2 separate regions of the Homo sapiens genome follow, and region 1 is linked to region 2. Evidence: read pairs that join two places in POLR2A ChIA-PET (ENCODE). Cell type or tissue: OCI-LY7. All regions are shown on one strand. Links, peaks and the distances in the headings refer to the core of each region. The heading gives the core; the rest is flanking DNA.

Evidence for each region. ChIA-PET counts read pairs that join two places held together with the same protein. Peaks named below come from ENCODE experiments on the same cell type or tissue, not always from the same donor. Only the 100,000 strongest peaks of a DNase experiment are listed, where the experiment ranks them.
Region 1: POLR2A ChIA-PET joins it to region 2 with 9 read pairs; 4 of 35 experiments call an interaction of 5 or more read pairs at or near these places.

What each region holds. Positions count from the first base shown.
Region 1 is chr2:60,738,431-60,753,802 of GRCh38, reverse strand. No RefSeq gene overlaps it. Among named protein-coding and RNA genes, the nearest start is that of PAPOLG, 10 kb to the left of the region's middle. RefSeq lists an enhancer at 10,678-11,641. In OCI-LY7, for the core only: no CTCF peak of the experiment used is centred there; no DNase peak of the experiment used is centred there.
Region 2 is chr2:60,895,315-60,910,686 of GRCh38, reverse strand. REL (REL proto-oncogene, NF-kB subunit) reads right to left here. Exons shown (of 10, transcript NM_001291746.2): 4 at 9,604-9,695. Among named protein-coding and RNA genes, the nearest start is that of REL, 21 kb to the right of the region's middle. RefSeq lists a silencer at 2,279-2,573. In OCI-LY7, for the core only: no CTCF peak of the experiment used is centred there; no DNase peak of the experiment used is centred there; H3K27ac peaks cover 733 bases.

The DNA of each region.
Region 1 (15,372 bases), core at 4,408-9,407, 150 kb after region 2:
GCTCACTGCAACCTCCACCTTCCGGTTTCGAGTGATTCCCCTGCCTCAGCCTCCTGAGTAGCTGGGTTTACAGGTGCCCGCCACTATGCCCAGCTAATTTTTGTATTTTTAGTAGAGACAGCATTTTGCCATGTTGGCCAGGCTGGTCTTGAACTCCTGACCTCAGGTGATCCGCCTGCCTCGGCCTCCCAAAGTGCTGAGATTACAGGCGTGAGCCACCGTGCCCGGCCTGTATTTTATTTTTGAGACAGACTCTCCCTCTGTTGCCCAAGCTGGAGTGCAGTGCTGTGATCTTGGCTCACTGCAATGTCCATCTCCTGGGTTGAAGCCATTCTCCTGCCTCAGCCTCCCCAGTGGCTGGGATTACAGGTGCGCGCTACCATACCTGGCTAATTTTTGTATTTTTAGTAGAGATGGAGTTTCACCATGTTAGCTAGGTTGGTCTCAAACTCCTTTCCTCAAGTGATGTATCCGCCTAGGCCTCTTAAAGTGCTGGGATTACAGGCGCGAGCTACCTCGCCCCGCTGACATGTATATTGTAAAATAAAATTTATATACTTGAAATTGTCCTCTTAGAAGTTTATACCAGTATATGCTCCAATATGTATGTGATGATCTGTTTTCTCAAACATTCACAAATACTGGGTATTATTATTATTATTATTATTATTTTGAGACAGAGTTTCGTTCTTGTTGCCCAGGCTGGAGTGCAATGGCGCGATCTTGGCTCATTGCAACCTCCGTCCCCTGGGTTCAAGCGATTCTCCTGCCTTAGCCTCCCGACTAGCTGGGATTACAGGTGCCCACTGCCACGCTGGGCTAAGTTTTTGTATTTTTAGTAGAGACGGGGTTTTGCCATGTTGACCAGGCTGGTCTCAAACTCCTGACCTCATGTGATCCACCCTCCTTGGCCTCCCAAAGTGCTAGGATTACACGCATGAGCCACTGCACCTGGCCAAATATCTTTTTTTTTTTTTTTTTATGGCTGGATATGGTGGCTCCACGTGGTGGCTCCGGCCTGTAATCCCAGCATTTTGAGAGGCTGAAGCGCGTGAATCACTTGAGGCCAGGAGTTCCAGACCATCCTGGCCAACAGGGTGAAACCTGACCTCTACTAAAAATACAAAAATTAGCTGGTCATGGTAGTGCACGTCTGTAATCCCAGCCAGTTGGGAGGCTGAGGCACAAGAATTGAGTGAACCCGGAAGTGGAAGTTGCAGTGAGCCAGTACACTCCAGCCTGGGTAACAGAGGGATACTGTCTCAAAAAAAAAACCAAACCAAAACAAAACAAAAAACAAAAAACCAACCATAAAAGCAACTTTTGGCCAGGTACAGTGGCTCACACCTGCAATCCCAGCACTTTGGGAGGCCGAGGTGGGTTGATCACTTGAGGTCAGGAGTTCGAGACCAGCCTGGCCAACATGGTGAAACCCCGTCTCTACTAAAAATACAAAAAAATTAGCTGGGTGTGGTGGTGGGTGCCTGTAATCTCAGCTACTCTGGAGGCCGAGGCTGGAGAATGGCTTGAACCCAGGAGGCGGAGGTTGCGGTGAGCCGAGATCTCGCCATCGCATTCCAGCCAGGGCAACAAGAGTGAAACTTCGTCTCAAAAACAAACAAACAAAAAAACCCAAAAAACAACTTTTTAATTTGGCTGGTTGTGGTGGCTTATGGTTGCAATCCCAGTACTTTAGGAGACTAAGGCAGGAGGATCCCTTAAGCTCAGGAGTTGAGACCAGCCTGGACAACTGCAAAACCACAACTCTATTTAAAAAAAAAGTTTTTATGCTTATAAAAAAACTATAAATATACAGAAAAAGTAGAGAGAATAATATAATTAACACCATATACCCATCATGTAGAATTTTTTTAGCATTTGGTCATGTTTCACACATTTTTCAGTGAAATCTTTTTAAGTAAACACATAAAATTTTACTCCTAAATATTTTGATATGCATATCTAATGAGAACACTTTCCTGTACAACCATAATAATATTAATACACTCAAGTATTTCCACTTGTTGCCCAAATATCTTTTGCACCAAGCTTGTTTATAGTGTGATCCAATCAAGAAGTATGATTGCATTTGGTTGTTGGGTCTCTGAAATGGCTTTTTTTTCCTTAAAAGTATTTTTTAATTAGCTGGGCGTGGTGGCAGGTGCCTGTAATCCCAGCTACTTGGGAGGCTGAGGCAGGAGAATTGCTTGAGCTCGAGAGGTGGAGGTTGCAGTGAGCTGAGATCGCACCACTGTACCACTGCACTCCAGCCTGGGCGACAGAGCGAGACTGTCTCAGAAAAAAAAAAAAAAAAAAGGGGCTTTATTTTTTAAGAGCAGTTTTAGGTTCATAGCAAAATTGAGAAAAAAACAAGTATTTCCCATGTGCTGCCTCCCCCAAGACATGCATAGCCTCCTCCATTATCAACATCCTGAAATATATTTTAATCTAGAACAGACTTTCTCCCTAGCTTTTTATTTTTCCTGTGACATTGATTTGTAGAGAGTAGACTAGTATTTCCTTAGAATGTTCCAACTTCTAGATGTTTCTGGTTGTTTCCTTGTGGTGTCATTTAACAATAACCTCAGTATTTTCTATTAATGGAAGTTGGATCTAAAGGCTTGATTAGATTCAGGCTAAATACTGCATCATACTGGAAGGCACATAGTGAAGCTCTGTTTATCCCATTATTAATGATATTAAGATTGATCACTGGGTCTGTGTGGTGACAATCATCTTAGAACTCCTTAGTAAACTGCAGGGTGATAACTTTAGCACCAGATAAATATACAGCTCCCCAACCTTTCACCTAATTGTTTCAGCATCCATTGACAATTCGTGGCTTAATTAATTATTTCCCTAGGGATTGCAAATTGTGTTTTTTTTTTTTTCAATTCTGTCTACATTGATAGCTAGCCTTTTTCAGGAAAGAAGGGCTCTTGCTCATCAACTGCGCTATTAGGCTACTCCGCAATAGGTTACTGCAAATAACCTAATTCTTTCCCCTTTCAGATAAGAACTTGGTGGAATGGCCACCTGTAGAAAAGTTTTCGTTTATTTGCTTGCTTGTTTTACTCCTCCTCCTCTTTTTTTAATTTTTAAGTATTCTATGGACACAGGGATATTTATTTATTTATTTGAGACAGAGTCTAGCTCTGTTGCCCAGGCTGGAGTGCAATGGCACAATCTCGGCTCACTGCAACCTCCGCCTCCCAGGTTCAAGTGATTCTCCCTCCTCAGTCTCCTGAGTAGCTGGGAGTACAGGCATGTGTCAACATGCCTGGCTAAGTTTGTATTTTTAGTAGAGATAGGTTTTTGCCATATTGGCCACACTGGTCTCAAACTCCTGACCTCAAGTGATCTGCCCACCTCTGCCTCCCAAAGTGCTGGGGGATTACAGGTGTGAGTCATCGCACCTGGCCCGACTCATGGATTTTTATATAGTCAGTGTGTTTCAATTTGTTACAGGCATTGTTCTTTTGATGCTAAAATCGTCCCAACTTTGGCCAATAAATGCCTCTGTCAAGCGGCTGGTTCTATTAATTTTTTTTTTTCTTTGAGGTAGAGTCTCACTCTGTCGCCCAGGCTGGAGTGTAGTGGCATGATCTTGGCTCACTGCAACCTCCACCTTCCAGGTTCAAGCGATTCTTCCACCTCAGCCTCCCAAGTAGCTGGGATTACAGGCGCCTGCCACCATGCCCAGCTAATTTTTGTATTTTTAGTAGAAATGGGGTTTCTCCATGTTAGCCAGGTTGGTCTTGAACTCCTGACCTCAGGTGATCTGCTTGCCTCAGTCTCCCAAAGTGTTGGGATTACAGGTGTGAGCCACGGAGCCCAGCCAGTAGTTTTTAAAAATTTAAAAAATCAATCTGACAGGTTGGAGAATGCTATTTCTTTGTGATTTTAACTTGCAGATCCCTCATCAGTGGTGAAAGGTGAGCATCTTTCATATTTTACCAGTGGTGAATATCTTTCATATTTTACCAGCCATTTATATTTCTTACTCTGTGGATTGCCTATTCATATATTTTGTCCATTTTCCTATTGGTATAACTATGTATATGTATATATAACTAATTATCAACACTCATCTCTACAGATGAACTGTTTTCAGTGCTCACTGCCAATCTCTTCCAGCTACAACTTTCCTATTCTTGAATTTTTTCTTTTGATCATTTCCTGCTCTAGAATGGCAGCTTATTCAGAAAAGGGATACATTTTCTTCTGGCTTATTTGAAAATGCCCTTCTACTACATGATAACATTTTCTTCAGAGCTTGATAGATGTTTTATTATTAGCTGTTGTATCTTAGACATTGTAAAGATTCTTCCTTTTTTGAGACAGGGTCTTGCTTTGCTGGCCAGGCTGGAGTGCAGTGGCATGATCATGGCTCACTGCAGCCTTAACAACTGGGACTCAAGCGATCTTCTTGCCTCAGATTCTCCTGACTCAGCCTCCAGAGTAGCTAAGACTATAGGTGCACACCACCATGCCTGGTTAATTTTTTTTTTTTTCATTTTTAGTAGGGACCGGTCTTGCCATGCTGCCCAGGCTAGTTTTGAATTCCTGGCCTCAAGTGATTCTCCCACCTCAGCCTCCTGAAATGCTGGGGTTACAGGCATTAGCCAGTGTGCCCAGTGAAATTCTTATTTTTGAAGTTTAAAAATTCCTCCAAATTAGGCCTTTTTCCTAGAAATGTGTACAGAACAAGCTAAACATTCTTTTTTTCTGAGTATTTTTTTAAAGATTAGATACATTCTTTTTTGTTGTTGTTCTGCTATAAAAAGTATTACTGCTTCTATTCCATTCATTGGCTCTTTTATTTTTTAAAAGTTCATTCAGATAAACAGAATTGCAACATGGAAGAATGTTAAAATGTTAGTACAAGTAATTCATGGAGAAAAATCTTTAAAAATTATTATCTTGGCTGGGCGTGGTGGTTCACACCTGTAATCCCAGCACTTTGGGAGGCCAAGGTAGGGGGATCACCTGAGGACAGGAGTTCGAGACCAGCCTGATCAACATGGTAAAACCTCATCTCTACTAAAAATACAAAATTAGCCAGGCATGGTGGCTCATGCCTGTAATCCCAGCTACTTGGGAGGCTGAGGCAGAAGAATTGCTTGAACCGGGGACGCAGAGGTTGCAGTGAACCGAGATCATGCCATTGTACTCCAGCTTGGGCAACAAGAGTGAAACTGCATCTCAAAAAAAAAAAAAAATTATCTTAACTTTTGTAACTATCTACTGGGTTGTTTACTTGTCTGTAGGACAGGGACCATCTCAGTCTTGTACACTGGGTCATCCTCAGAACTTAGCACAGCTGCTCAATAAATATTCATTGAATGAATTCAACTATTATTTTCTCTCTTATATCTGCCTTTATCTCATCATTTCTCCATCTTTTGCCCCAACTGATAGACTATGTCTACCTTGCCTTCTCCCTCACTAACTTAATAAATATTCTGATGTGTCTGAATGTTATACAATTACTCCATTGAAACTTTTTCATCTCTGGACTCTTTCATTGACTTGGAGAATTTCTTTTTTTCGGCAGATTATTGTAGCATGGTATTGCTTGCACTGGTCATTAGCAGGTCAATATGGTGGGCTGTGAGCACTTTTTAAAGAATGAATAGAAAAGCGTGGTGATCCTACTTGACAGTAGGATCCTCCAAAAACAATCTTGGGAGCTAGTGCTAGGGTTGCCTGCATGTTGTGCCAGGTGGGGCTAAGGTCTCCCCTTCTATCAACAGGAGGGAGCCTGCACTTAGCTTCTCCCAGGATGGCTTTCTGCTGGGTTGCTGGCTTTCCCAGACAACTAAACAGCTGGCAGCTAAACTCAGCCACGCTGGCTCTAAATAGTCTCTGTGTCCACATTCTGACACATTTTAAGAGGGTGTCATCTCAGGGGGCACACATCCTTCCATTGGAACACATATAGCACATAGCCTTAGCAACCCTCTGGGATGATGGGAGAGTCTGCGACTATGTCCTCTCTTGGTGACCCTTGGCTTGTATGTTTCTCCATTAAAGCCTGTTCCTTAACTCAAGCTGAATGACCATGTGAAATTCATCCCAAGCCCTGTTGCACAATGGGTGGCAACCATGAAGGGAATCCCTACTCACTTTGAACAACCCAAATAAAATGAAAAATACATATTGTTAAATGGGCTCCAAGAGGATTCATGTCTGGTCTTACTTGGTCGATTTTGAACAAATAGGAGCTGAGCTGGATGTTGTCAGAAATTGATGTGGATCCCCAACCAATTTTTCTTTTTGAGACAAGGTCTTCCTGGAGTGCAGTGGTGTGATTATGGCTTACTGCAACCTCTGCCTCCGTGGCTCAAGTAATCCTCCCACCTCAGCCTCCAAGGGTAGCTGGGACCACACATGTGCAACCATGCCAGGCTAATTTTTTTTATTTATTTTTAGTTTTTTAGTTTTTGTAGAGATGAGATCTCCCTATGTTGCCCATGCTGGTCTCTAACTCTTGGGCTCAAGTGATCCACCTGCCTCAGCCTCCCAAAGTGCTGGGATTACAGCCATGAGCCACTGCACCTGGACTCCCAATAAAAATTTTAATGGTAGGACATCAGATCCAGATAAAATAAAAAAGAATAAAGCTGGCAGTAGTGAAATCTCAGAAATGTAGTAGAATTCTTATAAAATTGTGAGGGAGGAGCAGAGTAGAATGGGGAAGGTAGAGTGATAGCTGAAGCCATGTTTCTAATGTGAGTAGGATTGCTAGGAAAAGGACTCTCTCCTTTAAGGTTTTATACTTAGATGGCTAATTTGTGCCTCGTTGAGACCTCAGAACCACCACTAAGGGTGTCAGAAGAGGAAAGGACATCCAAGTGTTGCAATTCCTAAAAGGACTGTCAACAAACTTTTCTTTTAGCCCCCTGTGACAGGGGGGTAGAGTGTAAGGTATATAAATGTTCTTTGGTCAAGGATAGGCTGAGGCAGACGTCCGGCCCACTTGACTCAGTTGAGTTTGGTGTGCAGGCACACACCTCCACTTATTGTATAACCTGTTTGTGTAAATTCATACTTAGCTCTGAGCCACTGTTGTCTGTAAAAGATATAATTGCCCTGCTAATGCTGTATAGGAGCCCTTAGGGCTCGGCTTGGCTCAACATGGCTTGACATGGCAGGTGCTCTGGGGCCCAGAGAAAGAGAGAGACAGCCAAAGGTGTCCGTCTTGCAGACAGACAGGAGGGAGCCAGGATACAGCTCTGCTTGCTTGTGCCGAGAGAGAGAACAAGCTGTTGCCCTGAAGGCAAAGGAGAGCCGGCCACACAGCTGTGTGTGGAAGCTGCCAACTCAAGCAGCTGAGACAGGGTGGACAGTGTGAGAGAGACAGCGTGAGAAAGCTGTCGATGACAGCTACTGCTGAATAAAATAATCTCTCACCTGCCTACGGCCCCCTGAGTATTTCTGCTCATCCATCCATTCCCCTCGGACTTCAGTATGGGCTGGGCCCGGACCCCAGGATCTGAAAATTGACAAGTATGGGATGAGATGAGTGGGTCTTCAGCCCCTGAGGGCTCCTGAGTTGGCTATGTGGCCGTGGCATGGGCTGTGGAACTGGGTGGCAGCAGTGGTGCTTGGATGAGCCCCAGTGGAAACATGGGAGGCAATGGATGGGTCCCCTGCAAGTGTGGAGAAGGCGCTGAAGCACCTGGAATTACACAGCACTGAGAAGAAGCATGCCTTTACCGGCAGAGTCAGATGGGCATTTGTGACTGTGCGGCAGGAAGTGCATGCCCAGTCCATGTGGGATGCAGGAAGGAGGAAGAACCTCTGTGGCAGGCTAGCCCTGTGGTCTGCCAGGAAATATGGCATGAGCAGCTGTTAGGCCCCAAGAGTGGGCCGAGAGACACACCCCACTACCGTGGTGAAGCACATTTCCTGTGGTGTCTGTGCCCCTGCTGAGTTGTGGGGGTGAGGCAAGTAATGTCGGCAGTCATATACAGATTTAGTGCAAATCATTCAGGAGAAGGACATTCCTTCTTCCCAATGTGCAACCCGCTCCTGCCTGAGCGTTCCAGTTTAGAGAGTACCTGCTGCAGTCAGGCAGAAGTGTAAAGCCTTTTCTGTTTGATAAGAGACTGGCCAAGATGCATGGCTGAGGGGTTACTGGACAACCAGAGCTACCTGTGGACTTGGCAATCCACTGGTCCCTGAACCTGGGTAAGTTTCTGGGCAGAGCCACATTTATTGACGGCTATGAAGACTGGTCAGTGAAAGTGAAACCTGTATCTCTACATCTTGGCTTCAGCCGCTTGGCTCTCTGCTTAGGCACTGTGTATGTCTGTTCCATACCCGAAGACATTCTGGGGTGGATGTTTTGCACAGGTTAGTAGCTGTGCTGTCTGTCACGGACTTGATGGACCACTTGACAATGGAACTGGGACAGTCCACCGAGAGCCAGGAACAGTATGCCTTCATGGGAGGGCAACAATGGACTTTTACAGTGTTGCCGCAGGGCTATATGTATAGCCCCACCATGCGTCATGATTCTATCAATAATGTTATGCCAACCTCTGATTTTCTTGCAGGTTTAGAAGCAGTAGCACCCTTCTTGCCTGAGAATGGGATAATGAGGCTGAGACAGCTTTTCTGGGTAGTAAACCAAGGGTGCCCATTCATGTAACCACATTCATGTAGATATACATGTAACCACAGATAGTTTTGGATAGGGTCTATAGCAATGCATGGAGCACTTGGAAGCGCCAGTGGGCTGTTAGCTGTTAGCTGAGCTCCGGTGTTCATTAATAAAGAAGCAGTTAGTGACTGCATATGCTGCCCTTCAGGCTCATAAGAACATAGCAGGATGGGTTACAGTTGTCGTGCAGACAACTTACCTGGTAGCAGGATGGGTGTGTTCATAGGTAATGATCCCCTGGACTGGGACAACACAGACATCTACTTTAGTGAAGTGGGCTGCCTACTTAGAACAGCAGAATATGCTGAGTACAAGTCCCTTAGCAGCAGAGTTACAAGAAGCCTTAGGACCTGTAGTCCTGATGCAAGATAAGGTCATGGGGCCTGAGGCACTCCTTGATCCTGAGCCTTCACCATTAGTAAGGGCATCCTCCCATTCCTAATAGGCATGGTACAATGCTAAGTCTAGCTGGGGTGCTATTGCTGCCTGGACTCCTGGTGCAGTCCAGCCTAGTACTAACACCATATGGTTTGATACCAGGTGTAGACAGAGTAGCTAATGAGCTAAACTCAGGGCAGTGTGAATAATCTCCAAGAGGGTGACAGCTATGGTAATCTGTGATGATAGGCAATTTATTGAAGCTTATGTATGTAATAGGCCTGTGTGACCAGAGCCTCTGTCTAAGGCCTGTATGACAGTCTGATGTGTCAAGCCTGTGTATGTATATTGGGCCTCTGTGCCCAAAGCTTATGTGTGTCAAGCCTGTGTACCGGGCCTGTGTGCCCAAACCCTATGTCTCTCTTGGCCTAGGGGGTGGACGGTAAGGTATATGGATGTGCTTTGGTCAAGGATAGGCCTTGGATGACCCAGCAAGTTTGGCACGCCCTCCACTTGTTATATGACCTTTGTGTAAGTTCGTACTTGGCTCTGAGCTACTATTGTCTGTAAAAGGTGTAATTGCCCTGCTAATGCTGTACAGGGGCTTTGGGGCCCAGTTTGGCTCAACATGGCTTGACGTGGCCGAGAAAGAGAGAGAGAGAGAAAGAGAGAGCCAAAGCTGTCTGTCTTGTAGACAGATAGGAGGGAGCCAGGACATAGCTCAGCTTGCTCGTGCCCAGGGAGAGAACAAGTTAAGCCGCTGACCCTGAAGGCAAAGGAGAGCTGGTCATACCTGTGTGTGGGAGCTGCCAGCTCAAGTAGCTGAGACAGGGTGGACAGTGTGAGAGAGACAGTGTGAGAAAGCTGCTGATGAGAGCCGCCGCTGAATAAAATCATCTCTCACCTGCCTACTGCCCCCTGAGTATTCTTTCTGCTCATCCACCCACTCCCCTCGGACTTCAGCATAGGCCGAACCCAGGCCCTGGGATCTGACAGGCCTCTACCACTCCATGTTATGGATGTCAGAGGGCACCTTGTAGCATCTCTGGTTTACGTTGATAATTTGTTGTCTCCGAGGAAAGATTCCCTTGCGTGGTTTGGTTTTTATTTTGTTACCCAGTTCATTCAGCATGGTTTAATTTAGCATAAATTCCTGGGTTTTTTTGTGGGTTTTTTTTTTTTTTTTTTGAGTCGGAGTCTCACTGTCCCCAGGCTGGAGTGCAGTGGTGCGATCTCGGCTCACTGCAACTTCTGCCTCCCAGGTTCAAGCAATTCTCCTGCCTCAGCCTCCCGAGTAGCTGGGACTACAGGTGTGCATCACCATGCCCAGCTAATTTTTGTATTTTTAGTAGAGACAGTGTTTCACTATGTTGGCCTGGATGGTCTCGATCTCCTGACCTCGTGATCCGCCTGCCTTGGCCTCCCAGAGTGCTGGGATTACAGGCGTGTGAGCCACCACGCCCAGCTTCCTGTGTTTCTAATATGAAATTTCCGTGGCTGGTGCAGATGTTTGTACAACTTGTAGCTTTTTTTTTTTCTTAAAGTTTGGTGCAAAGTCAGGTATCTATTCATTTTCCTGTACCTAGAACGGTAAAGTCCTGGATATGCTTTAAGTAATTCAAGAGCCCATTGATTAGATGAGTTTGCCCTCAGAAAAACTTCCAAGTCTCTGGATTTTCATGATTTATGTTTGTAAGGTGAGGCTCCCTGTTTTCTTGCATTAAAAAACCCACTAACTTCATTGGAAGAGCCTTTGCTCTGTGAGCTTAGATGCGTCAAACCAAACAAGGTAGCGATCCACAGCTTTCCTAGGAGGCATCTTAACTACTGAAGTTAAGGAACTCAGTCATCCTTCTCAAACGTTTGTTCTCCACACATTAGGAAGGGCAGAAAAAGTCTTTATTCCAATGTTAAAACTTTCCCCCAGAACTCAGGGGATTAATGTATAAACTCAGTGGACAGGGAGGTAGGTTTTCTGCTTCCCTCCAAATTGAAGCCGAGATTAATTACGGTATTCACCTATTCCTGAAACATGCTGGTTAATGGTTCCTAGCTGTGCACTCCCCGAAGCAGCACTGGTCCCACAGTTCTTAGCGGACTCACTTGCTTTGATCAACTCATTCTCTCTCAGCAGGCCAAAACACTAGCCACAGGACACAAGTGCTTAGTTTACAATCATGTTAATTTTGCTTTTTGTTTGTCTTCAGTGGTTGGAGATTAATGAGTAAAAAGGGTGTTTAAATTTTCAACCAGCTTTCTTCTAATCACTTGGCTGCATTGTCACTGGCAGTTTTATTACTTTGATTCCCTGAATCAATCAGGTGTACAGTTTCTATGTCCAATGTAGGTTATGGTGCAGGAAAAGACAGTCCTACCAGGAATTACTGCTGTTGCTCTGGATTCCAGGAAGGCCTACTGTGAAAATGCTTAAGCACTGTTGTAGGACTTTTCTTTTTTCTTTTGAGACAAAGTCTCGCTCTGTTGCCCAGGGTGGAGTGCAGTGGTGTGATCTCGACTCACTGCAACCTCCACCTCCCAGGTTCAAGCGATTCTCCTGCCTCAGCCTCCCGAGTAGCTGGGATTACAGGTGTGCACCACCACACCCAGCTAATTTTTGTATTTTTAGTAGAGACAGGGTTTCACCATGTTGACCAGGCTGGTCTCAAACTCCTGACCTCAAGTGATCCACCCACTTTGGCCTCCCAAAGTGCTGAGATTACAGATTTGAGCCATGAGCCGGGCCTATATTTATTATTATTTGGAGACAGGGTCTTACCATGTTGCCCAGGTGGGAGTGCAGTAGCTATTCACAGGCATGATCATAGCTCACTGCAGCCTCGAATTCCTGGCCTCAAATTGAAAGATTCTCTCCGGGCCCTGAAAGCTTAAGGGAATGAATAACTCCTCCCTCTTCAGGCCCAGTCCCAAGGCGCAAGGCCACTTGTGCCAGCAGCATGCGTCAGTAAGATAGCAGAAGCAGGAAGAGAGCTGGCCGAAAGACACGAACCCCCGAAGACGGGAGAGAGGCTGTGTGGGTGCTGCGTAGCAGTTACCTCAGACTGAGACACTTCCTGATTACAGGAGACTATAAAACCCCTGCCCCGTCCTCTTTTGGTGCTGACGCCATATTAGGCCTCAGCCCACCTGCACTGAGGTGCTCATTAAAACAGTGTGTTGCTCCACACCACCTCGTGTTTGTTGGTGCCCTCTGAGGGTTCGAATCCATACAAGAGCCTTGCACAAATGATTCTCCTTTTTCAGCCTCCAGGATAGGTGAGATTACAGGCAAGTGCCACCTGGACTGGATTATTCCTTGCATTTTTAAGAAATCTGACATTTTCTAAACATTTTACAAAGGATGTTGCTATGGCCATTTCTCATAGTTAGGGAATCAAATTAGTTTGTCTGTTGGAATGGTGAAAGTTAATTAAGAATTTGAAGTAGGCTGAGCATGGTGGCTCACACCTGTAATCCCAGCACTTTGGGAGGCCGAGGCTGGTGGATCACCTGAGGTCAGGAGTTCGAGACCAGCCTGACCAACATGGAGAAACCCCATCTCTACTAAAAATACAAAAAATTATCCAGCCTTGGTGGCACATGCCTGTAATCCCAGCTACTCGGGAGGCTGAGGCAGGAGAATCACTTGAACCCGGGAGGCAGAGGTTGCAGTGAGCCGAGATTGCGCCATTGCACTCCAGCCTGGGCAACAAGAGTGAAACTCCGTCTCAAAAAAAAAAAAAAAAAAAAAAGAAAAAGAATTTGAAGTAAATTCATTAGAAGATGAGTTTGTTGCTACTTCAACTCCTCATCCTGTTTTCCTAACTGAGGAAAACGAACTCCATTCTGTTGCAGGTTTTCTTCAGTGTATGCTTCCTGGTGTATACAGAAACAAACCTAGCCTGGATGATTCTCTCTCAAAGAGGTCTCGTATCAGAGAAATCCCCCTCAGGTCTAATACATTGTAATGGAGATTTTGTACACAAATTGCAGCTGACTATGCCTTGCTCCCGGCAGTAAGGGACAAGGCTAGCTTTGCTTTCACATAGTGAGGACTTCCGGAGTGCAAACCTGATCACAATACTTCTTGCCTTCACATTTTTAAATGTTCCCTATGGCCTCTGGATGATACTCTCACAAGTTTATAGACGCCTCTCTCCACTGTGAGTTCCTTCTGGAACAGTGGCTTCTTTCTTTATCATTGTGCTGCCAGCTCCTAAAACAGTCCTGGGGACAGGAGGTCCTCACTGAAGAAATATTTAAGGCATTGAGGAAAGAACTTCATCCTGATGCCTTGGCATGAAGATGCATTCAGAGGTCCCAGGGGTGTAATGACATTTCTCAGGACCTCAAGCCTGGGTGATGTGTGACATTCATTTCTCAAGCCCACAGGGGCTCTCCCTTACCCTTCAAAATCCCAGGGAGGGTATCTGAGAGAAGCTTAAGAACTTCTTTTAGGCCAGCTGCGGTGGCTCAGGCTTATAACCTCAGCACTTTGGGCGGCTGAGGCAGGAGGATCGCTTGAGCCCAGGAATTTGAGACCAGCCTGGACAACATAGTAAGTCCTTGTCTCTACTAAAAATAAACTATTAGCCAGATGTGGTGGTGCGTGCCTGTGGTCCCAGCTACTCAGGAGGCTGAGGCAGGACAGCCTGAGCTGGGGGAGGTCAAAGTTACAGCAAGCAGTGATTGCACCACTGCATTCCAGCCTGGGTGACAGAGTGAGACCCTGACTTAAAAAAAAAAAAAGCCGGGTACGGGGGCTGTTGCCTGTAATACCAGCATTTGGGAGGCTGAGTGGGGAGGATTGCTTGAGCTCGGGAGTTGGAGACCAGCCTGGGCAATGTGGAGTCCTATCTAGGGAAAAAGAGTCAGGCTGGCAAGACCAAAAGAAAGCAGAAAGAGAAAGCAGATAACCTGTTGGTCTGCCTTTCTTCATGGTCCAGGATATGTAGCCCTCCTATATCCAATTTATCACAAGACACCTGTAGATTAATTAGCTCATTGCAACGTTGGTGTTATCAGCACTGCTCTAAGCCCTTGTCAGCAGACAGTACCATCCTATAAAATCCCCAGCAAGCCTTTGTCTCCTTGCAGTCTGCCCCTCTCTTGCTGACCTGCCCCTTGCACCGTTGCAATGTATTTTCATACTTTCTCTAATAAATCTGCCTTTCTTTACCAACAACTGTCTTGGTAAATTCCTTTGCCGCCCGCATGATAGCAGTCTCAGATAGTTGCCACTCACCTGCAACAGGCAACATGGTGAAACCCCATCTCTACAAAAAATACAAAAATCGGCTGGGGGTGGTGGCGCGTGCCTGTGCTCCCAGCTACTTGGTGGGGCTGAGGAGGGAGGATTACTTGTGCCCAAGAGGTTGAGGCTGCAGTGAGCCATGTTTGCACTGCTGCCCTCCAGCCAAAGAAACAAGAAACAAAGAAAAACCTTGTCTTTAAGAGCAAGGATTGTGGGACTCCAGAGTGTGGCTGTGCATGAAACGCAATGAAGTGGGCAATATGCTGCTGGGGGCAGAGAAAAAAAGGACATGTGTGACCTAACACAAAAGCTAGAGCTGGGTCTAATGGCAAAGATGACTATCAGGCTGCTTGTGGGACTTGTGGGATGCTGCTACGGCAAGCTGCATTTTCTAAGATTGCCATGACAGTATGTATCTGATTCCACGTGTTCTCCTTACAGTGTGACTGGATATTTCTCCAATGAGAGATGGGTCTATGTTCCCTACCCTTAAACCTGAGTAACCTTTTGTGTCTACCTCAACCAAAAAAAATCTGGTGGAATGATGCCATGTGACTTCTAAGATTAGGTCATAAAAGATTAGGTCATAAAACAGCTTCTCCCTGCCTCTCTGTTAGGGTACCTGCCTTGGGAAACCCTGAGCTGTTACGTAAATCTAACTACCTTCAAGCTGCCTTGCTGGACACACCACACAGAGTTAGAAGGGGATGTCTGAGGAGCCGCAGGTGTTCCAGTACCTAGCTGTTGGAGTCTCCTCAGCATAGGCACCAGGCATGTAAGTGAAGAAACCTTTGAGATAAGCTAACCCCAACCAGTCAGTCTGCAATTTCATGAGAGACCTTGAGCAGAACTGCCCTTGAGCTGCTCTAGAATTCTTGACACATAGAAACGGTGAGAGGTAAAAATGATGATTGTTGTTCAAAACAATTAATTTTATGGGTGATTTGTTACATAGTCATAGTGTTTGGGAAAAGGAACTAGACACATTTACCAAAATTGACCATAACCTGGGCCAAATCGTAGTTAGGTTTTAAAAAAACCATTTGGGGTAATTGCAATTTAGTCTTTTTTT
Region 2 (15,372 bases), core at 7,004-12,003:
GTTGGGATTACAGGTGTGAGTGGCCGTGCCTGGCCTGATACTCAGTTTTAACATTTGCAGAAACTAACGGAAGGAAGCATGAGACCAATCGACTTCTCTCAAATTCCTCTTAAACTAGTTTAAAATTTCACTTTGTAGTTAGTCAAAATATAAGGTAATAACTGTTCTCCTGTTCTCCTTCCTTTTTATGTTTTTTTTTTTTTTGTTTTTTGTTTTTTTTTTGAGATGGAGTCTCACTCTGTCACCCAGGCTGGAGTGCAGTGATGTGAGCTTGGCTCCCTGCAAGCTCCGCCTCCCGGGTTCACGCCATTCTCCCGTCTCAGCCTCCCGAGTAGCTGGGACTACAGGCGCCCGCCACCATGCCCGGCTAATTTTTTGTATTTTTAGTAGAGACGGAGTTTCACCCTGTTAGCCAGGATGGTCTTGATCTCCTGAACTCGTGATCTGCGCACCTCAGCCTCCCAAAGTGCTGGGATTACAGGTGTGAGCCACCGTGCCCAGCCCCTTCCTTTTTATGTTAAATGTTTAATCTACCTTTAGAAAGAAATATCACTCCTTTAACCCTAAAATCAGTAGGTGTGTAATGAGAATTTCATTCTTAACCAAGAAGATATTATCATGCTATATTTTTCATAAGCAGGAATTAAATTTTAAAAATCAATTATGTCTACTAGCTCTAGAAGTGTAACATTTCTAAAATTCTAATACTGTCAAACACTACTGAAATAAAAATAAATAACAAGGCAAAAATACACAGCATATGGAATAATAATTTTATTTTTTTTGAGATGGAGTCTTGCTCTGTCGCCAGGCTGGAGTGCAGTGGCGCCATCTCAGCTGACTGCAACCCCCGCCTCCTGGTTCAACTGATTCTCCTCCTGCCTCAGCCTCCCAAGTAGCTAGGACTAGAGGTGCACGCCACCATGCCCAGCTAATTTTTGTATTTTTAGTAGAGATAGGGTTTCATTATGTTGGCCAGGATGGTCTGTATCTCTTGACCTCGTGATCCGCCCATCTCGGCCTCCCAAAGTGCTGGGATTACAGGCGTGAGCCACTGCGCCCAGCCTGGAATAACAATTTTAAGAACTATGTCTCAGTCGGGCATGGTGGCTCATGCCTGTAATCTCAGCACTTTTGGAAACCGAGGCAGGAGGATCACTTAAGCCCAGGAGTTCAAGACCAGCCTGGGCAACATACGGAGACCCTGTCTCTACAAATAATAGAAAAAAAAAAAATGAACTAAGTCTCACTTAAGGAAAAATATAAAATTTAGTTATAATTAATTTACATTTTTGTTACTTAAAAAGTATATAAAGTATCCCCTATGTATAATAATAAAAGTTGACATTTAAGTGTTCATGTGCCAGGCAAACAGTAAAGGTGCTAGAAGTATACTAGAAGTATATCATTAATTTACTCAACCTTTCAACATACTTATTGAGTATCTATTATGTGCTACCATAGTAAAGTGTTAGATACAAATTTGAAAAGACAATGCCTGACCTTAGTGAGATGAGTATCTGGATGAGAAATAGATACATAAACTAAAATTATATAATACAACATGAAAAACTTTATAATGGAAATATGCTCAAGGAATACTGAAAGCAAGAAAGTACACAAGTTCTGCCTAGGGTAATGAAAAAAAGGCTTCGAAAACTCTGACTGCAATAAAGAAAGGACAATGAAGTACACATGAGCCATTTTTTCAAACTTTAAGTTTTCAGTTGTAAGGAAAGGCTTTTTCTTGTATTAGACCAGACTTTAGAGATAAGAATCTATGTTAGACTACTTATTAAACTGTATTCCCTTTCAGACTACTAAGTAATGTAGTTTTCCCAAACTCAACTGTATAGCAGCCTTTTACTCTCATAACAACTCAAGATTCTCTACATGGGAAAACAGTAAACTACCTAATAAAACTTAATTGCAAATTCTTTATTGTCAAAATCAATTTTATTGCACAAAATTTAATATACAGTTTAGATATTCTATGGAGTTTAACTGCCGCATACTAGAAATCCTAACATTTCATTACCAAAGTACATAACTAGAAAATGATATATAATTACAAATTTTTTTCAGCTTTTGCAGTTAAGAGTCCTCTACAAAGTCTAACTGCCACTCTTGTTCTAGCTAAGTAAACACTGTTAAAATCTGATATTGGAGTCCCTAATTAAATTCCTCACCCAATTTAGACTTTGGCAATTAGACAATTTGAATAATCCTTTACTTGAAGCCTCAAATTTGACAGTATTAGACTGCTTTATGCCCCGTTTGCTAGAGACTGTTTCTTAGTTTTAAAGAACAAATGGCAAGAAAGATAAAGGCCGGCCTTAAAACACACTAGTTGGGGAATCTATTGTGTGCAGGTAGGAAACTCAATAGCTCAAGGCACTTAGCTGAGAAGATAGAGATAACAGTAAAACAAATACATTGTTTAGGTGCCAAAGTGAAATGGAAACAAGATTCCATCACAGACCCTGTCCACAAGTAGCATGAAATTAATATTTTAAGAAAATTCCTGAAGAATCAAATGATCTAACAGATAACACAAAACTTTCAATGATTAATTGCTGAGTATACCGTATAATTAGGAAGATGTTATCTCAGACTTAAGAGAACTGAGAAGGCTTTCAGGGCATCTCAGGTAAGGAAAACAACTGTGATATTTTTGGTAGAAAAGTACAAATAAGGCGGGGCGTGGTGGCTCAAGCCTGTAATCCCAGCACTTTGGGAGGCCGAGGTGGACGGAACACGAGATCAGGAGACCGAGGCCATCCTGGCTAACACGGTGGAACCCTGTCTCTACTAAAAAATACAAAAAAATTAGCTGGGCATGGTGGCGGGCACCTGTAGTCCTAGCTACTCGGGAGGCTGAGGCAGGAGAATGGTGTGAACCTGGGAGACAGAGCTTGCAGTGAGCCGAGATCACACCACTGCACTCCAGCCTGGGCAACAGAGCGAGACTCCGTAAAAAAAAAAAAAAGAAAAGTACAAATATGACATGTTCGTCCATTTATTCTTTCAACCGTTTTAGTTTGTTTGTTTTTTTGATACGGGGTCTCACTGTCACCCAGGCTGAAGTGCAGTGGCACAATCTGGGCTCACTGCAACCCAGCCTGATAGGCTCAAGTGATCCTCCTACCTCAGCCTCTGGAGCAGGCTGGGACTTGCAGCACGCACCCATGCCCAGCCAATTTTTTGTAGAGATGGGGTTTCACCACATTGCCCAGGCTGGTCTCGAACTAGACTCAAGTGATCCACCCATCTTGGCCTCCCCAAGGGCTGGGATTACAGGCATGAGCCACCGTGCCTGGCCCTTTTAACACATTTTAATTAAGCTTCTTTCATGTGCCAGAGATACAAGGAAGACAGTCCTCATCCTCCAGAATTTCATGATTTAGTGTAGGAAAAACATGTAATCAAAGTTATAGCAAACCATATTAGAAATATGTACAGGTACTGGCTGGGTGCGGTGGCTCACGCCTGTAATCCCAGTACTCTGGGAGGCCAAGGTGGGCGGATCACCTGAGGTCAGGAGTTCAAGACCAGCCTGGCCATGGTGAAACCCCATCTCTACTAAAAATACAAAAAAAATTAGCTGGGCATGGTGGCGCGTGCCTGTAGTCCCAGCTACTCAGAAGGCTGAGGCAGGAGAATTGCTTGAACCTGGGAGGTGGAGGTTGCGGTAAGCCAAGATTGCACCATTGCACTCCAGCCTGGGCAACAAGAGCGAAACTCTGTCTCGGAAAAGAAAAAAAAAAAAAAAATATATATATATATATATATACACACACACACATACACACACGCACACACACACACATACATACACACACATATATATATACACACACACACAGGTACTTTGGGAAAACAGAGAGAAGGTCAGGGAAGGCTTTAAAGACGATGTGATCCTTAAACTTGGAGGGTGAGTAAGAAAAATTCACCAGGCAGATCAGGGTATTTCATGCAAAGGAACTGCATGTATAAAAGCACAGAGGTAAGAAAGAACATGGCTCTTCTAACAGTGCAGATAGTTCAGAACGGCAAAAACAAGTAAGTGCATGTGTGCACTCAGTGGTAGAGGAAGGAGGGGTAGGAAGCTGAGGTACAGAATGAAAGCTAGAATGGAAAGGAAGGCTTCCAGATTATGAAGGGCTTTAAAGGCCATATTTGAGAAGCTGAACTCAGCATGTAGATCAGATCAAAGTTTCTCAGAGTATACTCTGTGGATCACTTGCATCAGAATCATCTCAGATAGAGATTTTCAAATTGTAGCTTGGGAACCACTGATTGTAAAATTAATTTAGTGGGCTGGGTAAGCACTAACAATGCAAGAGAGAAAGAAAAAGAAGGGAAAGGAAAGGTACAGAATAGAATTGAGTACACTGCATGTAGTGGGGCGATATGGTTTGGCTCTGTGTCTCCACCCAAATCTCATCTTGAATTGTACTCCCATAATTCTCATGTGTTGTGGGAGGGACCCAGTGGGAGATAATTTGAATCATGGGGGTGGTTTCCCCCATACTGCTCTCGTGGTAGTGAATAAGTCTCACAAGATATGATGGTTTTATCAGGGATTTCCGCTTTTGCATTTTCCTCATTTTCTCTTGCTGCCACCATCTAAGAAGTGCCTTTCACCTCCGCCATGATTCTGAGGCCTCCCCAGCCATGTGGAACTGTAAGTCCAATTAAACTTCTTTTTCTTCACAGTCTCAGGTGTGTCTTTATCAGCAGAGTGAAAACGGACTAATACATAGGGTATCGCTGTCCTAAGGGTGTGGTGTATGTATATATATTGAACTCAAAAACAAAATCTATTTCTTACTGTGGGTCATGGTGAAAGAGTTAAGAAATACTGATCTAGATGTTTGTTAAAATGCAGATTCCCAGCACACCTGTCTTTCAAGTCACCTGCTTGGCCCTCTTCCAAGTGTATTTTTCTTCCTTTCCTTCCTGCTCTAAGGCTTTTTAATAAACTTTCACTCCTGCTCTAAAACTTGTCTCGGTCTCTCCTTCTGTCTCCTGAGGAGGCAAGAATTGGGGCTGCTGCAGACCCGAACAGATACTTTTGGCTGCTAACACACTTTGGTGCCATGTGACTCGGATAAGTTATTATTTTAAAAATATTTTTTAAAATGTAGATTCCCAGGACCCATACCAGCCCTATCAAATTAGTGGAAGTGTGGCCTGAAATCTACATTTTTAACAGTACTAAGATATTCCTATGCACATTCAAATTGAGAACCACTGCTGAAAGGCTCGGGAAGGAATGAATTTGCAAACAGGCTGGGTGTGGTGGCTCATGCCTGTAATCCCAGCACTTTGGGAGGCTGAGGCGGGCGGATCACAAGGTCAGGAGATTGAGACCATCCTGGCTAACACGATGAAACCCCATCTCTACTAAAAATACAAAAAATTAGCCGGGTGCGGTGGCGGGTGCCTATAGTCCCAGCTACTCGGGAGGCTGAGGCAGGAGAATGGTGTGAACCCGGGAGGCGGAGCTTGCAGTGAGCCGAGATCGTGCCACTGCACTCCAGCCTGGGCGACAGAGGGAGACTCCATCACAAACAAACAAAGAAAAAACAAGTAAACAACAACAGGAAACATAAATAGTGGGAAGGATTAACTGGCAGGATTGTTCCTTCCCCAAATCAATATTCATCCAGGCGGCATGGTAGAGTTGTTAAAACCATGACCTTAGAGTCAGGGGCTCCCTATGTTCAAATCCTAGCTCTACCACTCATCAGCTATATAACCTTGAACAAATTACTTTCCTTTTCTTTACTTAGAGACGGGGTCTTGTTCCGTCGCTCAGGCTGAAGTGCAATAGTGAGAACACCGTTCACTGCAGCCTTGACCTCCCAGGCTGAAGCAATTTTCCTACCTCGGCCTCCTGAGTAGCTAAGACCACAGTTGTGCACCCCTGCATCTGGTTAATTAAAAAAAATTTTTGTAGAGATGGGGTTTTACCATGTTGCCCAGGCTGATCTCAAACTCCTGGGCTCAAGCAATCCTCTCCACCTTGGCCTCCCAAAGTGCTGGGATTACAGGCATAAGACACCGTGCCTGGCCTACTTGATTTTTTTTTTTTTTAATTATTTTTTTTGAGATGGAGTTTCACTCTTGTTGCCCAGGTTGGAGTCCAATGGCGTGATCTCGGCTCACCACAACCTCCGCCTCCTGGGTTCAAGCGATTCTCCTGCCTTAGCCTCCTGAGTAGCTGGGATCACAGGTGTGCGCCACCACGCCCGGCTAATTTTTTTTTTTTTTTTAATTGAGACAGAGTCTCGTTCTGTCGCCCAGGCTGGAGTGCAGTGGAGCAATCTTGGCTTACTGCAACCTCCACCTCCTGGGTTCAAGCGAATCTCCTGCTTCAGCCTCCCAAGTAGCTGGGACTACAGGCGCGTGCCACCACGTCCAGCCAATTTTTTGTGTTTTTAGTAGAGACAAGGTTTCACCATGTTGGTCAGGCTGGTCTCGAACTCCTGATCTCGTGATCCCCCCACCTCGGCCTCCCAAAGTGCTGGGATTACAAGCCTGAGTTCACTTTTCTATGCTTCCATTTTCTTATTTTTAAAATTGAGTTATTAATAGTACCTATTTCGTAGGCTGTTATAAGGATTAAATGAAATAAAATATATAAAGCACTTACTATCTACCAACAACTATTTTAATTGCCATTATGAGAATTCACTATTAATATCATGCCTGAGTCGGGCCCAGTGGCTCACACCTGTAATCCCAGCACTTTGGGAGGCCAAGGCAGGCGGATCACTGGACCCCAGGAGTTTGAAATCAGCCTGGAGAATATGGCAAAACCCATCTCTACAAAAAATACAGAAACTCTGGCCAGGCGTGGTGGCTAACACCTGTAATCCCAACACTTTGGGAGGCTGAGGCAGGAGGATCACTTGAGGTTGGGAGTTCAACACCAGGCTGGCTGACATGGTGAAACCCTGTGTCTAATAAAAATACAAAAATTAGCCAGGCGTAGTATACATCTACAATTCCAACTACTCGAGAGGCTGAGGCACGAGAATCGCTTGAACCCAGGAGGTGAGGGTTGCAGCAAGTCGAGATTGTGACACTGCACTCCAGCCTGGGTGACAGAGTGAGACTCTGTCTCAAAAAAAAAAATTAGCTGGGCATGGTGATGCACACCTGTAATCCCAGCTACTTAGGAGGCTGAGGTGGGAGAATCACCTGAGCCTGGGAGGTCAAGGCTGCAGTGAGCTGTGATCACATCACTGCACTCCAGCCCGGGCATCTCAAAAAACAAGCCTGATTCTGAGCTGCCAAAACTAAGAAAAAGAAATTCCACAGACAGCATCTTCCTTTTTAATGCCTTTACCACTGGAGTCAAGGAACCTGCATATGAATTCCAGGTCTGCCACTTATATTTGCAGCATGATTTGGGACAGTTAAATAACAAAAGTCTTGGCATTCTCTTCCATAAAGCAGAATTGTTCCAACGATTAAATAAAGTAGTGTGCATAAAGCACTAACGTTTACTCCCTGACATACAAGAAGTGCTTAATAAATGATAGCTATCACTTATAATTTCCTTGTTTTATATTGCATCTAGACTTACCTGCCTCTTTAAAAGTCTGGCCTATTAATTTGGCAATGAATCACAATTTTAAATGAGCATACTCTTGACCCAGAAATTTTCCACTTCCAAAAATTTATCCTAGGGAAATAATCACACAAGAGCTCACAGTGTATATTCAGTGGAGCTTTTAAAACAAAATGAAAACAACATACATGTTCATTAATAGAAGACTAAATAGACCGGGTGCAGTGGCTCATGCCTGTAATCCCAGCACTTTAGAAGGCCGAGGCAAGTGGATTGCTGAGCTCAGGAGTTTTGAGACCAGCCTGGGCAACATGGCGAGACCCTGTCTCTACAAAAAATACAAAAACTAGCTGGGCATGGGCATGGTGGTGCACCAACAACTTGGGAGGCTGAGGTGGGATGACCGCTTGAGCCCAGGATGTCAACGCCGCAGTGATCTGTGATCACATCACTGCACTCCATCCTGGGCGACAGAGCAAGACTACCTCAAAAAAAAAAAAAAAAAAGATGACTAAATAAACAAATTATGTTCTACCCAAACAATAAAATATTCTGTTAAAAAAAAAAACAGATTTGTAAGTATTGACATGGAAAGTTTAAGGTATATTCCTGAGTGGAAAAAAATGAAGGAGTAGAATAGGATATATAGCATGATTCCTTTTTTATAAAATATATATGTCTACATATAACTACACATGTATAAAGAAAATTCTAGAAAAATATACATCAAACTTAATAGCAGTCTCCCCTGGTAAGACTGGAAGGGAAGAAGGTGACTTTTACTTTCCGCTTTATACTAAATAGTGTGAAAAATAAAACCTAAAGAGATGCAGATCTTATGGTTCATAAAACAGTAATTACCTGTGAATATATTCCTTAAATTATCAACATATCTCTTAAATTATTTTTATACATCCAGGAAAAATACAAACCAACAGTATAAGGATGTCTCAAATATGACCAAGAAATATATTCTTTGAAAATATTACAGTCATTTAATTCCTGACTTCTGCATATTTAAGTAGCTGCAAAGACTTCAGAATGGAGGCTACTCTAAGTATAGGATGCCAGCATCTAGTGTGGTAGTACTTATCTATTCAAACAATACAGAGTGCTTACAAGTAACAGTTAGCCAGGGAGTATTAAGCATTTATACTTACAGCATGAGGCAGATAGTACCATAAGTATAAATACTTAATAAATGCTATCCCCAATAAAATTCACTGAACAGTAAATATCTAGTCATATACACAAATATGCTATGAAAATACTTTGTGTGATTTCTATTATTTCTATGCTTCTTCTTCCACATTGGGATTAAGTGTTACCCTTGAGCTAAATGCACTCCAATACCTTATAAACACAGTGCCTATTTAACACTCAAAAGGGGGGAGTGTATGTTGTCTGCTGGAAGTGGCATAAGGAAGGCCATGTTCAAAAGGATCACAACATTTTGAAGTTTTATTATATAAAACAGTGACACTCTCCAACAATACCAAAAACCTCTCTGTGCATAAGATTTTTTTCAACAACTGTGAAGAAACTATTTTAAATAGTATACGTCATTCCTCAGATACAGGTACATGTCAACAAGTAGAAAAGTAAACACAGAACTTAAAACACAGGTTGAAGATATAAATAGCTGGGCACAATGGCTCACGCCTGTAATCCCAGCACTTTGGGATGCCAAAGCGGGTAGATCACCTGATGTCAGGAGTTCGAGACCAGCCTGGCTAACATGGTGAAACCCCGTCTCTACTTAAAATACAAAAATTAGCTGGGTGTGATGGTGGGCGCCTATAATCCCAGCTACTCCGGAGGCTGAGGCTGAGGCAGGAGAATTGCTTGAACCTGGGAGGCGGAGGTTGCAGTGAGCTGAGATCGCGCCATTGCACTCCAGCCTGGCGACAAGAGCAAAACTCCGTCTCAAAAAAAAAAAAAAAAAAAAAAAGAGAAAGAAAAAAGAAACAGAAATCAACACCCAAATAAATAGAAATGATTTTATCAAACATACTTACCATTGAATGGATTGATTCCTGCCTTTATTCTTGTAATAATAGCTTCTTTTACTTCTTTTTTCTTCACACATCGAATACCCAAATTTTGGAAACTAGCAGGAAAAAAACAATATTCAAAACTGCATTATAAACACAAGGAATATTGCAAAAATCAAACATATAGCAATACTGAAGTTATCATGCTGTCAGTTGTACATACCAAAGCATGAACGTGCTTCCAATTGCTCTGATAAAGATGAGAGAGTAAGAAGTGGGATTATATGGCTGGGCGCGTGGCTTGTGCCTGTAATCCCAGCACTTTGGGAGGCCAAGGCAGGTGGATCACCTGAGGTCAGGAGTTCCAGACCAGCCTGATCAACATGGAGAAACCCCGTCTCTACTAAAAATACAAAATTAGCCAGGCATAGTGGCACATGCTTGTAATCTCAGCTACTCGGGAGGCTGAGGCAGGAGAATCACTTGAGCCTGGGAGGCAGAGGTTGCGGTAAGCCGAGATCACGCCATTGCACTCCAGCCTGGGCAACAAAAGCAAAACTCTGCCTCAAAAAAAAAAAAAGAAGTGGGGTTGTACTTCTAAGAACTGTTAAAAGAAAAATAATATATACTATATCATTTTAACATACAGTGTTTTACAATTACTAATATGCCTATGTCAAACATACCAAAATATAGATTAACAGTAAAGCAATATTAAATGGTAAAATTTGCCTCCCAAACAAATTCAGAATCAAATCAATAAAGTCTGTTTGATAATGTAAAGCAAAAGCTGTAAAGAGATGTTCACAGGTTGAAGCCCACAGGTATGTTTTGCTAGGCTCACAAAAGTGTTGCCTATATTTTTAAAAATCTGCACAGGTTATCTACATTTAGAAATCAGGTAATTGCATATGAACATCTGGATTTCCGGCTTCTCTTGTACATTTTAAAGACCTGGCAATACTAGGTTGGCACAGAAACAACAGGCTAGGGACTAAGCCCCATTTATTCAGGGCTCTTTAGTTTGCTACAGTGCCTGTTAGTCCTCCTACACTTGATCCACACCACTCATTTATGCTGCTTGCCTAGCTCCACAGAGATTTGCTTTTTGAGCCCTGAATTCACTGTTATTAGCAGTAGAATATGTTTTGTGCCACATTATATAAAGTTATAGCCATTCATCATAAAAAATTACTAAAATGTTTTTGTATTAGAAAGAAGTTTAATGCTAACAATATTTAACAAGTTTCAAAATGTCATTTATGAAAAACTTCCCAATAGCTACAAATACTACTAATTTGCATATGTGTAGCATAGACGATGGTGGGGGGAACTCCCCCACCACCACCAGTCATACTTGTTCCCACATGGAAAAACCATGACATCAGTAAAATTGGGTGGGCGTGAATAAGGAAGCAAAACTCAATTATAATAACATTACTATTGTTCAAACTTCACATGGCACTTGCAACCGGAGGCTACTTTGTCTGCCTGTCTCCATACTCATGCTGTCTTATGCTCATGTTCTTCACATCTACAATTTTGCTAGCATCTAAAATATCTTTCACATTTCCTTCCTCTGCCTCCAATAACTACAAAAATAAATCTTAAAAAACATTTTTTTTTGAGATGATCTCACTCTGCCACCCAGGCTGGAATGCAGTGGCACCATACCGGCTCACTGCAACCTCTGCCTCCCAGGCTCGGGTGATCCTCCCACCTCAGCCTCCTGAGTAGCTGGACTACAGGTACATGACACCCTACCTGGCTAATTTTTGTATTTTTGTAGAGCCAGGGTTTCACCAGGTTGCCCAGGCTGGTCTTAAGCTCCTGGACTCAAGCAGTCCACCTGCCTCAGCCTCCCAAAGTGCTCGGATTATAGGCATGAGCCACTATGCTTGGTCAGCTAAATCTTGAATTCTTAATCCTTTCTTGAAATCTTGCAACTATAATCCTCTTCCTCAAAAGTATTTCCACTTCTTTGAAAGATTCTTGGTTTGATTCTTTTTCTTTGGTAAAAGATTTTATAGAATTCTTCATATTAATACATTTATATTACTTCATTTTGTTTCATCTGAATAATCTCATATTTGACTGCTATTCACGGAATATTAGGGGTGGTGGTAATTTTTGAAATTCTGAAATGAAGGATCAAGAGATTGTTTGAATCAATTATTCATTCATTCATTCACAGACATTCAACAAGCTTTGGGGTTCGTACTATATACCAAAAACTCTGCAAAGTAATGGGGATATACAATCCCTTTCCTCAAGAAGCTTACAGTCTAGTGGAAAGATTGGCAAACTGTAACTCATGGACCAAATCCAACATCTTGTCTGTCTTTGCAAATAAAGTTTTATTGGAACACAGCCAAACTGATGTTTACATATTATCTATGGCTGCTTTCATGCTACAACAGCAGAGCTGAGCAACAGAGACCATACAGCTTGCAAAACCCCAAACATTTACTATCTAGTACTTTACAGAAAAAGTCTGGTAGTCTCTGGTCAAGTGGATATACATTAAATAATCACACATACACAAATGCTAAACTGCAATCATAACAAGTTTTATGAAGGAGGTATACATGATGTTATGGGAGCCTATGCTGGAACAGAAGAAAAACACTTCCAGGCAAAAGGAACAGGCCACACAAAGACCCCTAGAAAAGAGCAGTGGAAACAGAGGAAACTAAAGGAAGGCATTGTGAGTGGAGTATAAAAATTAAGGAAAGCAGAGTTTAATAGAAGGCTAGAAATAAAGGTGGGTCATGTGGGCCTTATAGGCTATATAGAAGGAATGCTGTCTTTATTCCAAGAGCCAAATAAACCCATTAAAATGTTTTAAGCAAGGGAAAGACAATTTCATTTGTATTTTAAAAGATCACACTGGCTAAAGCGAGGAAAGATAGAGGGTTTGGAAAAGGTACAAAATGGTTAATGCAAGACCAGTCAGGAGGTTATTCCAGCAGCCCCAGTTTAGGCTATAGTGGTAGTATGACGGTGATGAATTTCACTGAGTGAAGTGGATAGATTCAAAACCAGTTGAGAAGGTAACTGTTAGTAGATTCAATGTGTACACCTGGATGAGGAATGTCAGAGATGACACCTATAGGTCTTTTATCGCAATCACTAACATACGGCACATTGGAAGAAGACCAGTTATGAGGGGAAAGAGATATGATCACAGTAAAATCACGTTTGGGGAATATTCTATTTGAAGTGCTTTTTTTTTTTTTTTTTTAAAGAGATACAATCTCGCTCTGTTGCCCAGGCTGGACTCAAACTCCTGGGCTCAAGCAATCCTCCTGCTTTGGCCTCCTGAGTAGCTGTAACTACAGGCATGGGCCACTGTGCCCCGCTACTTAAGGTACTTTTGAGACATTTAAGGGAATATGTTGAGAAGGCAATCAGACTTACTACCATTCCCCACCAGAAGGAACCAAGAATCTCTGGAAAAAGCTGATGACTTCAGGGCTGGGGCAAGCAAAGCACAAGTTGGCCAGGCACGGTGGCTCATGCCTGTAATCTCAGCATTTCGGGAGGCTGAGGCAGGAGGATCACCTGAGGTCACGAGTTTGAGACAAGCCTGGCCAACATGATGAAACCCCGTATCTACTAAAAATACAAAAATTACCTGGGTGTGGTAGTGCACGCCTGTAATTCCAGCTACTTGGGAGGCCAAGGCACAAAAATTGCATGAACTTGGGAGGGGAAGGTTGCAGTGAGGTGAGATCGCACCACCGCACTCCAGCCTGGGCAACAGAGCAAGGCTCTGTCTCAAAAAAAAAGGAAAAAAAAAAAGAAAAAAGAAAAGCACAAGTCTTGAACATTTCATTTTGTCAGAAAGTAAAAAAGTGCTCAAAGAAAGATGACGGCATATCAAAAAAACACAGGAGACAGTTTGAAGAGGCTTGCATTAGTCAAATCTGGGTCAATTTGAAAATCAAAAGAATAACAGAATAACTATAATATATTAAATACAAGAATGCATGAGTTTACAGTGATACTTTTTAAATGGAGAAAGAGAGGAAGGGAAAGTTCTTCTTTATAATAGAATGCCAAGATAATATCGCCAATAATGTAAAAAACTGAAGGGATATTTTTAGAGTTATACTGCATCACTTCTATAGATTTCTTGCCCAAAATGTTTCATGTTAACATGAAAATATTATTCATGTTATTCATGTTAAATATAATGTTACCTATAGTGTGTAATCCTTAATGGGATCCTGAATTGGGGAGAGAGTTGGAACAGCCATAAAGAGCATTATTAGGACAATAAGTGAGGTGGTCCAAAAATTTAACTGCCTGTAACTAAGAAAGAACAGCCAGAAAAGCAGGAAGTAAAATGGAAGTTTGTTTTCACAGAAAGCAAGGAATAAAAATGTTTCAAGTAAGGAGTGATCACAGTGTAAAATGTTGTTGGGAGGTCAAGTAATATAGACAAATATTTGCCAAGTGTGTATAATACTAGATATTTTCTTTTGTGTTATTATTGTAAGAGGAGCATTTAAAGTATTTTTTTCTAAATGGTTATTACTAATATATGTGGAGACTATTAATCTCTTTTCTGTTGCCATTAGTTCATTTTTCCCCAAAAGCCAATACATGTTCATTACAAAAATGAATTATAAAATATAAGTTAAAAGAAAAACATAAAACCCTACAATCTTACCCACCCAGACAACTACTATTAATACCTTAGTATTAACATATACACATCATGTATATGTATAAATTTATCTTAAACAAAAATAAAATTATTCTTTACATATTGTTTTAAAACCTATTTATCTGGCCAGGTGCCGTGGCTCACGCTTGTAATCCCAGCACTTTGGGAGGCTGAGGCACGTGGATCACCTGAGGTCAGGAATTCGAGACCAGCCCAGCCAACATGGTGAAACCCTGTCTCTAATGGTTTAAATACCAAAAAATTAGCTGGGCATGGTGGCACATGCCTGTAATATCAGCTAACATGGGAGGCTGAGGCAGGAGAATCACTTGAACCAGGGAGGTGGAGGTTGCAGTGAGCCGAAATCACACCACTTCACTGCAGCCTGGGCAACAAAGCAAGACTGTCTCAAAAAGAAAAAAAAAAACAAAAAACAGAAAACCTATTTATCTAATATATTGTGACTATATTTACATACCAATAGACATATTGGCAATATGATTTTTAAGGCTGTACAGGAGTACATTGCATGAATGTATCAGTTTATTTAATTAATCCCCTTTGCTTACTATTTGGATTGCTTCTAGCTTTTTGCCATTACAAAGAGAACTGCAATGAACAGCATTAGAGCATAATGTCTGAACACACTTAATTATTTTCTGAGGCTAAACTCCTAGAAGTGGAACAGCTGGCTCAAGAGGCATTAATATTTTTCAGGCTTTTGCCATGTAGTTAAATTGCCTACCAGACGTCTTTATTAATTTACATTCTAACATGATGAATGGGCCCATCTTCTGGTAGCCTCACTATCATGAAGTATTACATGACTATTTTTATCTTAGAACTATTGTTGTATGTTAATTCTATAACCTGCCACTTTCTAAATAATAACTCTAGAGTTTTCCAGTTGATTTTTCTCACATCCAGGCATTTTTATGTTAACTGTAAATGGGCGTGGCACAGCAGCTCACGCCTGTAATCCCAAGCACTTTGGGAGGCCAAGGTGGACAGACTGCCTGAGTCCAGGAGTTCAAGACCACCCTCGGCAACAAGCAAAACCCCATCTCTACAAAAAATACAAAAATTAGCCGGGCATGGTGGTACATGCCTGCAGTCCC